2 separate regions of the Homo sapiens genome follow, and region 1 is linked to region 2. Evidence: chromatin loops called from intact Hi-C (ENCODE). Cell type or tissue: Caco-2. All regions are shown on one strand. Links, peaks and the distances in the headings refer to the core of each region. The heading gives the core; the rest is flanking DNA.

The links. A loop is a pair of places that touch in the nucleus more often than their neighbours do. Peaks named below come from ENCODE experiments on the same cell type or tissue, not always from the same donor. Only the 100,000 strongest peaks of a DNase experiment are listed, where the experiment ranks them.
Region 1: a loop joins it to region 2, with 4 times the contacts of the local background. A loop is called at or near these places in 2 of 110 quality-filtered maps.

What each region holds. Positions count from the first base shown.
Region 1 is chrX:48,626,927-48,635,852 of GRCh38, forward strand. All of the region lies in intron 1 of LOC107985695 (a long non-coding RNA gene), which reads left to right. Among named protein-coding and RNA genes, the nearest start is that of WDR13, 34 kb to the left of the region's middle. RefSeq lists an enhancer at 4,902-4,971. In Caco-2, for the core only: a CTCF peak has its summit at 4,595; a DNase peak (open chromatin) is centred at 4,645.
Region 2 is chrX:48,756,487-48,765,412 of GRCh38, forward strand. GLOD5 (glyoxalase domain containing 5) reads left to right here and starts at 5,261. Exons shown (of 4, transcript NM_001080489.3): 1 at 5,261-5,367. The coding sequence starts at 5,305. RefSeq lists a cis regulatory region at 5,013-5,755, an enhancer at 8,539-8,833 and a silencer at 8,539-8,833. In Caco-2, for the core only: a CTCF peak has its summit at 5,521; a DNase peak (open chromatin) is centred at 5,525.

The DNA.
Region 1 (8,926 bases), core at 284-8,283, 130 kb before region 2:
CTATGCTCAGCTAATTAAAAATTTTTGTTGTTGTTGGTGGAGATAGTGTCTTGCTTTTGGAGGGTAAAGGTTTAGAACAATGTGTCGACCCATTGTGAAGTGAAATAAATCAATCAATAAATAAAATAGAACAGTGTGTATGTCTGGGTGTGGTGACTCACCCAACTACTTGGGAGGCTGAGGTGGAGCCCAGGGTTGAGAAATGTTCAAGGCTGCAGTGAGCCATGATGGCACCACTGCACTTCAGCCTGTCTCTAAAAAGAAAAATTTTTAAATGAAATAATGCTATAGCTGTCATAAATTTGTAGGTACTAATTAATAGAGTGGCAAGATGCAAAAAGTATAACCTCTGGGAAATGTAATAAATAAATGATGGAAATATACCAGAAGCAGGAGGCTTTAACTTACCTTTGTCAGCAAATGACAGCTCTAGTAGACAAAAACAAAAACAGTATAATTAATAAAGCTATATCAAATTCTCTTTTCTTAAAACCATGAATACATCTTTTAGTCAGTCAGCAACTATGGAACATTAGTAATCACTGGCCATAATATTAGGCCACAGAGAAAAGTTTAATAAATTCCAAAAAGTAGAATGGATACAGACCACATTCTTTGACCATAATGCAATAAACATAAACATGGACTTTTTCTTTTTTCTTTCCCTTTCTTTTTTTTTTCTTTTCTTTTTTTTTTGAGACAGAGTCTTGCTCTGTCACCCAGGCTAGAGGGCAGTGGTGTGATCATGGTTCACTGCAGCCTCTGCCTCTTGGGCTCAAGTGATTCTCCTACCTCAGCCTCCTGAGTAGCTGGGACTACAGGCGTGAGCCACCACACCCAGCTAACTTTTTGTATTTTTTTGTAGAGACGGAGTTTTGCCATGTTGCCCAGGCTGGTCTTGAACTCCTGAGCTCAAGCAATCCTCCTGCTTCGGCCTCTCAAAGTACTGGGATTACAGGTGTGAGCCACCAGGTCTGGCCAAACTTGGATTTTTTAAAACAAAAATAAAACCACAAAACTCCAATAGCTCAGGGAAAAAAGATTTAGCTCTCTCACGTTTTATAATATCCAGTGCTGTCAAGAGTATGAGGAAAACTGATAATATATAACAGGTGGCAGTATAAAATTCAGCAAGCATTTTAGAAAAAGTTTCACAGTATTTATCAAAGTTTTACATTTATATACATTTTGATCCAGGATTTTTTTTTTTTTTGGCTAGGAATTTGCTCTTTGTGTGTGTGGTTTTTTTTTTTGTTTTGTTTTTACTTTGTAAATTTACTTAAAAAAATAGCTGTCTGCATATTTTTAATGGATGAGTAAACCAAAAATATATAAACAGCTATTTATAAAGGGGTGAATAAAAAAAGATAAAATAGTTTCTTATGGGTGGAGGGAGAGGGAAGAAGGTTGAGGAGACAGGGATAGAAGCTAGATTTATCTAAATATACCATATTATTATTATTATTATTATTATTTTGAGACGGAGTCTCACTGTGTCGCCCAGGCTGGAGTGCAGTGGCACGATCTCGGCTCACTGCAACCTCCGCCACCCGGGTTCACGCCATTCTCCTGCCTCAGCTTCCCGAGTAGCTGGCACTACAGGCTCCCGCCACCACACCCGGCTAATTTTTTTGTATTTTTAGTAGAGACGGGGTTTCACCGTGTTAGCCAGGATGGTCTTGATCTCCTAACCTCGTGATCCACACGCCTTGGCCTCCCAAAGTGCTGGGATTACAGGCGTGAGCCACTGCGCCTGGCCCATATTATTATTATTTATCTTTTGAATATACTGTACTATTATTGAGAACCATGCAAACACAGTATCATTGTATAATCATTATTATATAAAATTATGTATTATTTAAAAATTGCATCATATCAAAAGGAAGTTATAGATTACTGGGGTCATATCAAGCAAGTTTCAAAGGCTCCCATTGGCCAAAGATGGGGCAATTTGAGCATCAAAAAGAACAATAACTGCAATAGATTGAAATACATCACCTAGCCCTCAGGGCAGAATGATGCCACAAAATCTCCCTGGCCACCTTTGGAGGATGCTAGTGAACCAACTCATTCTGAAAACTGATAAATAAAGAGAGAGACAAAGTAACTGACTAGATAATTGATTAAAGAATTATTATTTTTGAGATATGATCATGATTTACTGCTAACTTGTTAAAAGCTCTTATCATTTGGGCCGGGCGCGGTGGCTCACGCCCGTAATCCCAGCACTTTGGGAGGCTGAGGCGGGCGGATCACAAGGTCAAGAGATGGAGACCATCCTGGCCAACATGGTGTAACCCCGACTCTACTAAAAATACAAAAATTAGCTGGGCGTGGTGGTGTGCACCTGTAGTCCCAGCTACTCGGGAGGCTGAAGCAGGAGAATTGCTTGAACCTGGGAGACGGAGGTTGCAGTGAGCCGAGATTGCACCACTGCACTCCAGCCTGGCAACAGAGCAAGACTCTGTCTCAAAAAAAAAAAACAAAAAAAGGAAAAGTTCTTATCATTTACAGCAACATCTTGAGAGATTCATGGGTAAAATGATGTAATATCTGGGTGTTGCTTCAAAATAATCCAGTGGGGATGTGGGTAGAGGACATAAAAGAAACAACATTGGCTGTGAATTGATAAATGTTGAACTAGGTGATGACTACATGGAGATTTATTGTATTGTTCTCTCTACTTTTTTATACGCTTGAAATTTTCCATAACAGAAAAATAATTTTATGGAGGCAAAAGCTGTAAACAGTGTTCTATGCCTATATTGAGAGTATGACTCATGACTTTTTTTTAAAAAAAGCCAGACCTGACCTTAAAAATTTCTTTTATTTTAATTTAATTAAAAAAAATTTTTTTAGAGACAGCGTCTCACTTTGTCGCCCAGACTGGAGTGCACTGGTGTGCTCATAGCTCATTGTGCAGCTTTGAACTCCTGGGCTCAAGCGATCCTTCCACCTTAGCTTCTTGAGTAGCTGAGACTACAGGCACGAACCACCACACCCAACTAATGTCTTTATATTTTATATTATTTTATTATAATTTTATTTTACTGTATTTTATTTATTTGTTTGTTTTGAGACAGGGTCTTTGCTCTGTCACCCACGCTGGAGTGCAGTGGCATGATCTCAGCTCACTGGAGCCTTGACTTCCTGGGCTCAAGTGATCCTCCCACCTCAGTCTCCCAAGTAGCTGGGACTACAGGCATGCACCACCACACCTGGCTAATTTTTAAAAAATTTTGGTAGCAATGGGACCTCAACATGTTGCCCAGGCTGGTCTCAAACTCCTGGACTCAAGCAATCCTCCCTCCTCAGCTTCCCAAAATGTTGGGATTAGAGGCATTGAACCACTGCACCTGGCCTATTTTATTTTTGAAAATAGAGACAGGTGGGGGGGGTGGGTGTCTCCCTATATTGCTCAGGCTGGTCCCGAACTCCTGGTCTCAAGTGATCCTTTTGGCTTCCCAAAGTGCTGGGATTACATGAGCCACCACTCCTGGCCACTGTGCTGGGTTTAATTGTGGAGAACTATAACTAAGCATTGTCTTTAAAAAACGAGTACATTGGCCGGGCGCGGTGGCTCACGCCTGTAATCTCAGCACTCTGGGAGGCGGAGGCGGGCGGATCACGAGGTCAGGAGATCGAGACCATCCTGGCTAACACGGTGAAACCCCCATCTCTACTAAAAATACAAAAAATTAGCCGGGCGTGGTGGCGGGCACCTGTAGTCCCAGCTACTCGGGAGGCTGAGGCAGGAGAATGGCGTGAACCCAGGAGGCGGAGCTTGCAGTGAGCCGAGATCGCACCACTGCACTCCAGCCTGGGCGACAGAGTGAGACTGCCTCAAAAAAAAAAAAAAAAAAAAAAGAGTACATTTTGGGCCGGTTGCAGTGGCTCACATCTACAATCCCAGTACTTTGGGAGGCCGAGGCAGGCGGATCACCTGAAGTCAGAAGTTGGAGACCAGCCTGGGCAACACGGCAAAACCCCGTCTCTACTAAAAAAACATAAAAACTAGCCAGGCATGTTGGCGGGCGTCTGTAATCCCAGCTACTCGGGAGGCTAAGGCAGGAAAATTCCTTGAACCTGGGAGGTGGAGGTTGCAGTGAGCCCGGATCACGCCACTGCACTCCAGCCTGGGAGACAGAGGGAGACTCCATCTCAAAAAAAAATTAAAATTAAATTAAAATAAAAAAAGAACATTTTGGCCTACAATTCCTGACAAAGATGGAATGTGGGCAAATGCATGATGACCTGGATTATTTCTGGGAGAATTGTAAAGAGTTTCTGTAGTCAGCAGAAATGCTTTGAATACTTTCCATATATTAGTTCATTAATCCCCCATGAAGTACAAGTAGGGGAAACTGAGGCACAGGGAAGTTGACTAATTTGCCCAGGGTCACAAAGTGAGTAAGTGGCAGAACCGCTATTTGAACCTAGCTGCGCTCATAGTGCTTTAATCTTCAATCAGCGAGGATCGTCAAGTTGGCTGCTGGATCTTTCTGGATCTTTTTTTCATTACCTCGCCTTTCATGTTGTTTGTCCACATAGCTTGAGGCTTTATCACAGATTGCTCTTGGGGGCAGTGTTACTCCAGAAATGCCGGAATGCTCCGCTATTCCTCACTCCACCCCTAAATATACAGCATCTCCTCCCGCCCTTAAGCTCTGAAAAAAATGCTGCGGAGCCAGAAAGGCTGCAGAAAGCCGGGTGTGACCACTGGCTCTGTAGCCAACCTGTTCCCTGCTGCTGCTGCTGCTGCTGCTGCTGCTGCTGCTGCAGTCGTTTGGTTTCCTCTTTGAATCTGAGATGATTCTGAGGTCTACACTGCAAACTCTTGGCATATATCATTTCTAGAATTCCATTCCTACTCGACCTAGGCTGTGAGTCTGCACTAGTTCGCGGCACGTTAGATCGCGCCCATTTCCCTTATTGGCAAGTTGTCAGGTTGAGGAAGCTCCAGGCCTGGAGGAGGGCATCTCCAGCCACCAGCCATGAAGCCCAGGGCCTCAGGCACCTTCTGGCCTCCGGGTGGCCTCCTCTATTCGCTGACCCAGACACTAGTCCAGTGGTTCCCAAAGTGGGGTTCCCTGGCAGGCAGCAGCTGCCTCGCTGGGAATCTATTAAAAATGCATACTCCCAGGCCCCACCCATGACCCACTGAATCAGAAGCTGTGGGCCTGGGGCCCAGCAGTTGGTGTTTTCAGAAGCCCTCCAGTGGACTCCAATGGTTCCTAGAGTTTCAAAAGCACACTGGGCTAGGCCAGGTGTGCCAAGAGAGAAGTAGCTTTTTGGCTCAAGTCCTCACAGGAATGGTCAGAGGGTCCCCATCAGTCTATCAGTGTGCACCATACAACGCTCACAGAGGGACACACGTGTGCCCGTGTGCATGCGTCCCTGTATGGACTCCAGTTGGAGGGGGAGGGACAGTTTTGCCTTGTGGTTTTGTCACTCGCCATTGGAAAATAGCCCTTTCCCCTACTACTAAATAGCTTCCCATTGTTTTCTAGTCCCTTTACTTCCATTTCAGAGAGTGTTTTCTCTTCTGTGTTTTTTTGTTTGTTTGTTTTTTGAGACGGAGTCTCACTCTCTCACCCAGGCTGGAGTGCAGTGGCGCGATCCTGGCCCATTGCAACCTCCGCCTCCGGGATTCAAGCAATTCTCCTGCCTCAGCCTGCTAAGTAGCTGGGATTACAAGTGCCTGCTACCACACTCACCTAATTTTGTATTTTTAATAGAGATAGGGGTTTTGCCATGTTGGCCAGGTTGGTCTCGAACTCCTGACCTCAGATGATCCACCTGCCTCGACCTCCCAAGTGCTGGGATTACAGGCATGAGCCACCATGCTGGGTCCCTCTTCTCTTTGGAAAAGTCATCCACGTTGGTTGCAAGTTTTTCAGAAAAGAGGGAACTACATTATAGAAATAAATGGCAAACAGACACCCAACACCCAAGGAATAATTTCTCATCTCTGTCCTTTCAATGTGTATATTTCTAAATGTCCGTGTTTATATTTACATAAATTAAAAAAAACGGTTTACTTGTACGTGTCATTTTGTTTTTATCTTAAATTTTTGTGTTTTTAATTTTGGTGATATATCATTTTGGTTGTACTTTTTCACTTCTGTACATACTGTTACATAACATGCAGTTTTCCAGTAACACTAACTTGTGAATGCATATTTTACAATTTTATTTATATTTATTTATTTATTTACTTTTGAGACAGTCTCACTCTGTCTCCCAGGCTGGAGTGCAGTGGCTTGATCTCGGCTCCCTGCAACCTCCACCTCCCAGGTTCAAGCAATTCTCCTGCCTTAGCTTCCCGGGTAGCTGGGATTACAGACCCGCCACCGCGCCTGGCTAATTTTTGTTTTTTTAAGTAGAGACGGGGTTTTACCATGTTGGCCAGGCTGGTCTCAAACTCCTGATCTCAGGTGATCTGCCTGCCTAGGCCTCCCAAAGTGCTGGGATTACAGGCGTGAGCCACCGCGCCCGGCCCCCCCTTTTTTTTTTTTTGAGACTGAGTTTCCATCTTGTTGCCCAGGCTGGAGTACAATGATGCGATCTCAGCTCACCACAACCTCCGCGTCCCGGGTTCCAACGATTCTCCTGCCTCAGCCTCCCCAGTAGCTGGGATTACAGGCATGCACCACCACACCCGGCTAATTTTGTATTTTCGGTAGAGACGGGGTTTCTCCATGTTGGTCAGGCTGATCTCAAACTCCCAACCTCAGGTGATCCGCTCACCTCCACCTCCCAAATTGCTGGGATTACAGGCATGAGCCACCGTGCCTGGCAGGATAGAAGCCATTTTAACTGGGGTGAGATGGTATCTCATTGTAGTTTTGATTTGCATTTCTCTGATGATCAGTGACATTGAGCACCTTTTCCTATGCCTGCTTGTCATTTGTAGGTCTTCTTTTGAGAAATGTCTATTGAGATCTTTTGCCCACTTTTTGATCAGATTATTAGATTTTTTCCTCTAGGGTTGTTTGAGCTCTTTATATATTCTGGTTATTAGTCCCTTGTCAGATGGGTAGTTTGCGAATATTTTCTCCCATTCTTTGGGTTGTCTCTTCACTTTGTGGATTGTTTCCTTTGCTGTGCAGAAGTTTTTTAACTTGATGTGATCCCATTTGTCCATTTTTGCTTTGGTTGCCTGTGTTTGCCAAATTCATTTTACAAGGCCAGCATTACCCTAATGCCAAAGTCAGACACTACAAGAACACTACAGCCAATATCCCTGATGAACATAAATGCAAAAAGCCTGCACGAAATACTAACAAACAAAATCCAACAGCACATTAAAAGGATCATACATCATGACCAAATGGGATTAATCCCTAAGATGCAAGGATGGGTCAACATACATAAATTAATAAATGTGATATACCACATTAACAGAATGAAGGATAACAATCATCTCAAAAGATTCAGAAAGAGTATTTCACAAAAATTCAATGCCACTTCATGATAAAAACTCTAAACTAGGTATAGATGGAATTTACCTAAGCATAATAAAGGCCATATATGCCTGGCTAATTTTTGTATTTTTAATAGAGACGGGGATTCACCACGTTGGCCAGGCTGGTCTTGATCTCCTGACCTCAAATGATCCTCACCTCGGCCTCCCAAAGTGTTGGGATTACAGGCGTGAGCCACCGCACCCTGCCACAATTTTCTTCTAAGATAAAAAAGTTTACATAAGGGTTCTCTGGGATGGAAACAAAAGTTGGACAGAGCCAGGATTATTTTAATAAAATACAATTAATAGGAGTTGTGATAAATGAAATGATGCCCCACAAAAGTGCCCATGTCTTAACCCCCACGTTCTAGGAATATATTATGGTATATGACAAAGAATAGAGGCTGTAGATAAAATCAAGGATGATAATCAGATGACTCTAAAACAAAGAGATTAATTTGAATTATGAGATTGGTGTCTACAGCCATACCACCCTGAATGCACCTGATCTTATCTGAATTATAAGTGTGAGCCTAGGGTAATCACAAAAGTTCTTAAATGGGAATGAGAGGCTAAGAAAATTAATGCTGTGATATGAGAGTCAGATTTTTTTTTAATTTTTTTTTAAATTATGTTGGGCTGGGCACAGTGGCTCACGCCTATAATCCCAGAACTTTGGGAGGCCAAGGCGGGCGGATCACCTGAGGTCAGGAGTTCGAGACAAGCCTGGCCAACATGGTGAAACCCCATCTCTACTAAAAATATAAAAATTAGCCAGGCATGGTGGCAGGTGCCTGTAATCCCAGATTCTTGGGAGGCTGAGGTAAGGGAATTGCTTGAACCTATGAGGCAGAGGTTACAGTGAGCCGAGATCACACCATTGCACTCCAGCCTGGGGGACAAGAGTAAAACTCCGTCACAAAAAAAAAAAAAAAAAAAGTATGTATACACGGCCAGGCACGGTGGCTCACGCCTGTAATCCCAGCACTTTGGGAGGCCAAGGTGGGTGGTTCACTTGAGGTCAAGAGTTGGAGACCAGCCTAGCCAACACGGTGAAACCTTGTCTCTACTAAAAATACAAAAATTAGCCAGGCATGGTGGTGCACACCTTTAGTCCCAGCTACTAGGGAGGTTGAGGTAAGAGAATTGCTTGAATCCGGGAGGTGGAGGTTGCAGTGAGCCGAGATCATGCCACTGCACTCCAGCCTGGGCGACAGAGAGACTCCATCTCAAAAAAAGAAAAAAAAAATATATATATATACACACACACACACACACAATTATTCTTAGAATATATATATATATATATATATACATATATATATATATATATACTAGGTATATAGTGTAAAAATAATGCTGACTGTACTTTTGAAAATTTATGTAATAGAATTAATCAAGAATTTTATGAGATAAAAAAGTGATGATTTTGAACATACAATAAATAACATTTAT
Region 2 (8,926 bases), core at 607-8,606:
AGCACTTTGAACTGGCAAGGCCAGCTGTACTCTGTCACCATCCTGCCTCAGTGGTATATCAATCAACTCTCCAGCCCTATGTCACAATTTAGTCCACAAGGACTTTGATTGCCTTTCCCTTCCACAGGTATCACAGTGGCCCATGACATTGATGATATTATGCTGAGTAGACATAGTGAGCAAGAAGTAGCAACTACTCTAGACTTATTGGTGAGAAATTTCTGTGTCAGAGGGTAGGAAATAAATTCAACAAAAATTCAGGGATCTTCTACCTCAGTGAAATTTCTAGGAGTCCAGTGGTGTGAGGTCTGTCAACATATTCTTTTTTTTTTTTTTTTTTTTTTTGAGATGGAGTCTCGCTCTGTCACCCAGGCTGGAGTGCAATGATGCAATCTCGGCTCACTGCAAACTCCACCTCCCTGTTCAAGCGATTCTCCTGCCTCAGCCTCCTGAGTAGCTGGGATTACAGGCACACGCCACCATGCCCAGCTAATTTTTGTATTTTTAGTAGAGATGGGGTTTCACCACGTTGGTCAGGTTGGTCTCAAACTCCTGACCTCATGATCCGTCCGCCTCAGCCTCCCAAAGTGCTGGGATTACAGGCGTGAGCCACTGCACCCAGCCAATATATTCCTTCTAAGATGAAGGATAAGTAGTTGCATCTGGCCCCTCCTACAATCAAAAAAGAGGCACAATGCCTGGCACACCTATTTGGATTTTGGAAGCAACACATTCCTCATTTGGGTATGTTACACATGCCCGTTTACCAAATGACCTGAAAAGCTGCAAGTTTTGTGTGGGGCCCAGAACAGGAGAAGGCTCTGCAACATGTCCAGGCTGCTGTGCAAGCTACTTTGCCACTTGGGCCATAGGACCCAGGAGATCCAGTGGTGCTTGAAGTGACAGTGGCAGATAGGGATACTGTTTGGAGCTCTTGGCAGGCCGCTATAAGTTAGTCATAGCCTAGCCCTCTAGGATTTTGTTTTATTTTATTTTTTGAGACAGGGTCTTGCTCTGTCACCCAGGCTGGAGTGCAGTGGCACAACACAGCTCACTGCAGCCTTGACCTTTCAGGCTCAGGTGATCCTCCCACTTCAGCCTCCCTAGTAGCTGGGACTGACTGCAGGTGTGCACCACCACATCTGGCTAACTTTTGTATTTTTTGTAGAGATAGGGTTTCCCAATGTTCCCGAGGCTGGTCTCGAACTCTTGGGCTCAGGCAATCCACACGTCTCAGCCCCCCAAATGAAATTTGGTGAGCCTCCTTTAGGATTTTGGAGCAAAGCCCTGCTATTCTCTGCAGATAACTACCCTCCTTTTGAGAAACAGCTCTTGGCTGGGTGTGGTGGATCACTCCTTTAATCCCAGCACTTTGGGAGGTTGAGGCCAACACATCTCTCTCTTGAGCACAGGAGTTCGAGACCACCCTGGGCAACATGGCAAAAATCCATCTCTACAAAAAAATACAAAAATTATTAATAGCTGGGTGGGGTGGTGCATGCCTGTAGTCCCACCTACTCAGGAAGCTGAGGTGGGAAGATCGCTTGAGCCCAGGAGGTCGAGGCTGTAGTGAGCTGTAATTGTGCCACTGCAGTGCAGCCTGGGTGACAAAGTGAGACCCTGTCTCAAAAAAAAAAAAAAAAAAGAGAGAGAGAGAGAAACAGCTCTTGGTCTGCTACTGGGTCTTAGTAGAAACTAAATACTTGACCATGGGCCACCAAGTTACATCATTCCTGCCCATCATGAACTGGGTGTTACCTGACTAACCAAGAGTCGGTGTGCCCAGCAGTGCTCCATCGTCGAATGGAAATGGGAAATATGTGATGGGGCCTAAGCAGGCCCTGAAGACACAAGTAAGTTACATGAGGAAGAGGCCTAAATGCCCATGGTCCCCACTCCTTCTACCTTGCCTCCTTTCTCCCAGCCTGCAACTGTGGCCTCATGGGGAGTTCCCTACAATTAGTTGACAGAGGAAGAGAAGACTTGGGCCTGGTTTACAGATGATTCTGCATGTTATGCAGGCACACTCTGAAAGTGGACAGCTGAAGCACTATGGCCCCTTTCTGAGACACCTCTGAAGGACAGTGGAAAAGGACAGTTAATAAGGGGTGGACTTGTGATGGTAAATTTTGTGTCAACTTGATAGGGACCCAGGGTGCCCTGTTGAATATTATTTCTGGGTGGATCTGTGAGGGTGTTTCCAGATGAGGTTAGCATATGAATTGTTGGACTGAGTAAGGCAGATGGCTCTGCCCATTGTAAATGGGCATCACCCAATCCACTGAAGGTTGGAATAGAACAAAAAAGACGGAGGAAGGTGGAATTTGCTCTCTGCGTGACTGCTTGAGGTAGAACACCAGTCCTTTGCCCTTGGCTGGTACTTACACCATCAGCCCTTTTTTTGTTTTGTTTTGTTTTGTTTTTTAGAGACAGAGTCTTGCTCTGTCACCCAGGCTGAAGTGCAGTGGCACAATCTCGGCTCACTGCAACCTCCACCTCCCAGGTTCAAGCGATTCTCCTGCCTCAGCCTCCTGAGTAGCTGAGATTACAGGTGTGCGCCACCACGCCCAGATAATTTTTGTATTTTTAGTAGGGATGGGGTTTTGCCATGTTAGCCAGGCTGGTCTTGAATTCCTGACCTCAAGTGATCCAACCACCTTGGCCTCCCAAAACGCTGGGATTACAGGCGTGAGACACCATGCCCAGCCAACACCATCAGCCCTTTGGTTCTCAGAACAACACCACTGGCTCTCCTGGGTCTCCAGCTTGCTGATGGCATATTGTGGAACTTCTCAGCTTCCAAAATCACAGGAGCCAATCCTTGTAATATATTACATATTGGTTCTGTTTCTCCTACTGGTTCTGTTTCTCTGGAGAACTCTAATACACCCAGCAATTCCACTTCTAATTCTAGTACTCAGACATGTGCACAGAGCTGTGGGAACAAGGCTGGTAGGAACAAACAACCAGGAAAATCTTGTAAATGTTCACTGATACCCAAGGACTATTGCAGAGTGAAACGAATAATGAGGGTTCATGTTACAGCACAGAGTGCCCACTGGACGTGACACAGAATGGATGGGACTTGTGTGTACCTGCAAGGGTGGGGGTTATCTTCTACAGGATGTGCTATAGGCAGGGAAAAGCAAGGGGGAGTCAGTTACAGTGACCTAGTGCATGTGTGTAGTGTGCGCACACACACACTATGGAAACACAGGGAACTGTATCTGGAAGGAAACACCAGAATCTGACCCCAGTGGTCATTCTGGGGGAATGGGGATAGAGATGATTGCTAGAGTCCATGTACTGATGTGTTGTTCAAATCTTTTTTTTTTTTTTTTTTTTCGAGAGAAAGAGTCTCCTTCTGTCATCCAGGCTGGAGTACAGTGGCACGATCTCAGCCCACTGCAACCTCTGCCACCAATTCAAGTGATTCTTGTGCCTCAGCCTCCCGAGTAGCTGGGATTACAGCTGCGTGCCACCATGCCCGGCTAATTTTTGTATTTTTAGTAGAGATGGGGGTTTCACCATATTGGCCAGGCTGGTCTTGAACTCCTGATCTCAATTGATCCACCCGCCTTAGCCTCCCAAAGTGCTGGAATTACAGGTGTGAGCCACCACCCTCAGCCTGTTTTTCAAATCTTTTATACAAACCTGTATTCACATATTATTTGTGTAACTCTTTTTAAAGGAAAATCATATGCTTAAAAACAATATCTGGCCGGGCACGGTGGCTCACGCCTGTAATCCCAACACTTCAGGAGGCCAAAGCAGGCCAATTGTAGGCAACATAGCAAGACCTCATCCCTACTAAAAATACAAAAATTAGCCAGGCGTGGTGACACACACCTGTAGTCCCAGCTACCCAGGAGGCTGAGGCAGGAGGATCCCTTGAGCCCAGGAGTTTGAGGCTGCACTGAGCCATCATGGCGCCAGTGGGCTCCAGCATGGGTGACAAAGTGAGACACTGTCTCAAAAAAAAACAAAAACAAAACAATATCCACAACACAAAGTGTTTGTGTTGGGGGTAACTAGAAACAAAAATCTCAAACTCACATGCTCCAGGGGCCAGACAAGTAACCTGTAAGGGAGATGGGGGAGTTCTGCTCAGGGTAAAGTGAACAGCAACTGGGCTGATGAATGTTCTCTGACTCTCAGCAGCGGAAGGTGAGGGTGAGTGAAGGGTGAGTGGGGAGGAGGAGGAAGACTGCAAATCTCATCCCCCAAAACTCATCCCCCAAAATAATTCAGGAACATCACACCCTGGGGCTCAGAACTTTTTTTTTTTTAAACAGAGTCTCACTCTGTCACCCAGGCTGGAGTGCAATGGCGCGATCTCGGCTCACTGCAACCTCCGCCTCCCGGGTTCAAACTATTCTCCTGCCTCAGGCTCCTGAATAGCTGGGACTACAGGTGCACACCACCATGCCTGGGTAATTTTTGTATTTTTAGTAGAGATGGAGCTTTACCATGTTGGCCAGGCTGGTCTCGAACTCCCAGCCTCAAGTAATCCGTCCACCTTGGCCTCCCAAAGTGCTGGGATTACAGGCGTGAGCCACCGTGCTTGACCAAGGGGCTCAGAACTCTTAAGAGTTCAGGGATCTTGGCTTGGAAACAGACACCTAATGGGTCAGAGCAGTCATACTCTAACTCAGATAGCTCACAACTTCATACCCCTGACACACACTCTCAAACAGCTCACAGATCTCACACTTTGGAGACATACCCCTAAGTAGACCAGAGGCATCACACGCTAGAATAAAGATCCCCTTAATACTTGGTGGTTTTTCAGTATTATTATTATTGAGATGGAGTCTTGCTCTGTCACCCAGGCTGAAATGCAATGGCGCCATCTCGGCTCACTGCAACCTCCGCCTCCCGGATTCACGCGATTCTCCTGCCTCAGCCTCCCAAGTAGCTGGGATTACAGGCGCCCGCCACCATGCCTGGCTAATGTTTTGTATTTTTAGTAAAGATAGGGTTTTGCCATGTTGTCCAGGCTGGTCTCGAAATCCTGATCTCAGGTGATCCACGTGCCTTGTCCTCCCAAAGTGCTGGGATTACAGGCATGAACCACCGCACCCAGCCTTCAGTGTTAACAAGAAGTAATCCCTTACACACATCCACTTTAAGCTTTCAATTTTGAGGCCCTGAATTTAATGTTAAAGTCCTTCCATTTGCACTACCTACCTGTGTCACCTCCCACAGTCCTCAGCCTGTGCCCTCCCATTCCTGCCCCTTGATCTCCAGGCGCTGAGCCAGAGGATTGTCGGGAGGACCCTGGGCAAAGACGCCTACCCTGCCATGCTGCGCCATCTGCCCTCCAGGCTGCCAGTCAAGATGTGGGGCAGGACTTTGGAGAAACAGGTGAACAAGATGGCCCCTGGGGATCTGGGGCAAGGGTGTTGGCACTGAAACTGGTCTAGTAACCTGTTTCCCTTCTCTGCGGGCTCCCATTTCCTGTCCTCCTCTCTCCCTTTCTCTTTCAGAGACAAGCAGAGGGCAGCAGAGGCCCATGGAAAGGCCCGGCTCTAAGCCATGGAGGGCCCTGTGCTCAGGTGTGCAGGGCTGGGCCGGGGCTGAGGGCTGGCTCCTCCCCCAGTTTAGCCAGGGACAGGTGGAGAGATACAAAGGTGGCTCACGCAGGGTGCCCCCAAAGCTGTCATGATTAAGGCCATGTGGAGAGAGGCTAGGAAACACAGCGCTGACCTTGAGCTTTAGGAGAGGAATTCAGAGGCCCCTGGCAACCTGAAGGGGACCTTGAAGAGGACCCTGTAGGAAGACAGAACACTTCCCTGTAGAGGAGGCCAAAGGAGGAAGGACATGGTGTTCCGGGCACTCTGACTATAGGGATTTTATATGCTGTGGTGAGAAATAAAATGGATTATATTTTTGTAGAGTGTGTAAAACGGGGCTTGGCACACAGTAAGCCTTGTGTGATTACTATGTCTTTTTTTTTTTTTTTTTTTGAGACCGAGGTTTGCTCTTGTCGCCCAGGGTGGAGTGCAGTGGTGCAATCTCAGGTCACTGCAACCTCTGCCTCCCAGGTTCAAGCGATTCTCCTGCCTCAGCCTCCCGAGTAGGGGATTACAGGTGCACGTCACCATGCCCAGCTAATTTTTGTATTTTTAATAGAGACAGGATTTCACCATGTAGGCCAGGCTGGTCTCAAACTCCTGACCTCATGTAATCCACCCACCTTGGCCTCCCAAAGTGCTAGGATTACAGACGTGAGCCACTGCACCCAGTCCTTTGTGTGATGACTATGTCTTGATCATCATTTTATAAAGCAGGCTTTGTAACTTCACCTCCAAGAGTCTGCAGGATCCAGACCCTGCCTTGCCCTCCCACTTATCTCTCACTCACTCTTGGGTTCTGAGCTACGCTGGCCTTCCTGTTATTGAAGACAGCCATCCCTGCTCGTCCTTGAATTTGCAAGGATGGAGCTCCGAGTCTGCAAAGCAGGATCTGGGGAGTGAATCTAAGCTGGCAGGGAAGAATAGAATAATGGGAGGAATAGGTGGAGTTTATTTCTAACAGACTATCAAAATGATGCAGATGTGGCCAAAGCAGTGCTTAGAGGAAATCTATAGTTCTAAATGCACAGATCAGAAAAGTAGAAAAGTTGAAAATCAATGACCTGAGCTTCCCTATCAAGAAACTGGGAAAAGAATGGCAAGTGGAACCTAAGAAAGTAGAAGGAAGGAAATTATAACAGCAGAAACTGGTGAAATAGAAAGCAAAGATACAATAAAGCCAACAATGTTAAAAGTTGATTCTTTGAACAGATTAATAAAATACTAGCAATGTCTATTTTCTCTCGAGAAATTAAGAAAATATATGGATTGCCAATATCAGGAATATAAACAGGGTATTGTGACAGATTCTACAGATGTTAGAAGGTTAATAAGGGCTGGGTGCAGTGGCTCATGCCTGTAACCCCAACACTCTGGGAGGCTGAGGAGGGAGGATTGCTTGAGCCCAGGAATTCAAGACCAGCCTGGGAAACATAGTGAGCCCTCACCTCTACAAAAAAAAAGAAAAAAGAAAACAAAAAATAGTTGGGCATGGTGGCACACACCTGTAATCCCAGCTACTAGGGAGGCTGAAGTAGGAGGATTGCTTGAGTCCAGGAGGTTGAGGCTGCAGTGAGCTGTGATCATGCCACCATGCTCCAGGCTGGGCAACAAAGCAAGACCCTGTCTCAAAAAGGGAATTAAAAAAGAAAGTTAATAAAATTTATTTCAACATATGACTTTATTTTCAATGGAGCCAAAATGTCGGTCATTTTCTCTTTCTGCAGTTCCTATGTCCATGTGGATCTTTTGTATCCACCGGGAGAGCAAAACTCAGCAACTTTGCTAATGCCTCCTCCACTCAGGAAAATAGAATGGTACAGGATTTTTTTTAGCTGGAGCTCAGTGAAATCAATTGTTTAAAATGGGCTGGTTTCAATGGAACTAAACGCAGTGGAATAGAAAATAATAAAATAGCAAAGGGTAGAACAGAATAGAATGGAATCCAATGGAATCGAATCGAACAGAATAGAAACTAGTCAGACTTTGTGCCAAGCACTGTCCCTAGTTGTTGCAGTAGATATTTATTTATTGAACAAATATGATTGAACTAGTTGTTTGGGAAAGAGTGGGGAACAAAACAGACAGAAGTCCCTGCTCTTATGAAGCTTACATTCTAGTCAGGGAGACAGGCATTACCATCTGCAAAGGCCCATAAATGAAAGGTACAAGGGTGGTCCTTATGAGGAACAGGCTAAAGGACAGTGTAGATTGGAGTTCAAGAGCAATGGATGAGGCTGTAGAGATAGGGTGTCATTGTAACTGGAGTCTAGATTTTAACAAGATGACCACACATCATCATCATCATCAATCGTTTTATAGCACTTGATATGTATTAGGCATTGTTCTATGCCCTTAAAAACAGTACTTTTTTAAAACTCTCACAATAATCCTACATGTATAAAATCATGCTCATTTTATAGAAGGGGAAACCAAGGCACAGATAAATTAGATAAATTATTTAAACGTCAATCTGGTTCCAGAATCTTCTTTTTTTTTTTTTTTTTTAGATACAGTCTTGCTCTGTCACCCAGGAGTCCGGTTGAGTGATCATAGCTCATTGCAACCTCCGCCTCCCAGGCTCAAGTGATCCTCCCACCCCAGGCCCCCAAGTAACCAGAACTACACGTGAGCGCCCCACAACCTAATTTTCATATTTTTTTGTAGATACAGGGTCTCACTGTGTTGCCTAGGCTGATCTCAAACTCCTAGGTTCAAGGGATCTGTCTGCCTCAGCCTTCCAAAGTGCTGAGATTACAGGTGCCACCACTAGAATCTATTCTTTTAAGCATTATACTCCATTGCCTATAGTGCCAGACCACAGGTGCTTTATAATCCTGTAGCATAGATACTATAAATATTCAAATTACTAAATAATTCAAGTCAAGAGAAAGATCTGATGGGAAGTGTGCTGAGGGCGGGAAAGTGGAAGGTTGGGGAGTGGTCCTCCCTCTGGGTGTCAAGGTGGATCTGTAAACACGCACGCCCAGAAACCTTCATTTCTTCTGAGATGCCCCCTTCTTGTCTTGTTCTCTGTGACTGAAGCTGCAGAATGGGAAAGGAGGGGGCTGGGTAAAATTGGCCAATTCACAGGACTGGGCCTCCTCTGTGTCTTGTCACTTCTTGGAAAAGAGATGAATTCTATTTAGGGAAAAACAGGGGAGGGCATTGTCTTGGTCTCCACTCCCCTAATCTTCACTTCTGGAAGAGGAGAAAGGGAACAAGAAGGCTGGGTGCAGTGGCTCACCCCTGTAATCCCAGCACTCTGGGAGGCCGAGGTAGGCAGATCACTTGAGGTCAGGAGTTTGAGTTTAAGACCAGCCTGACCAACATAGTGAAACCCCGTCTCT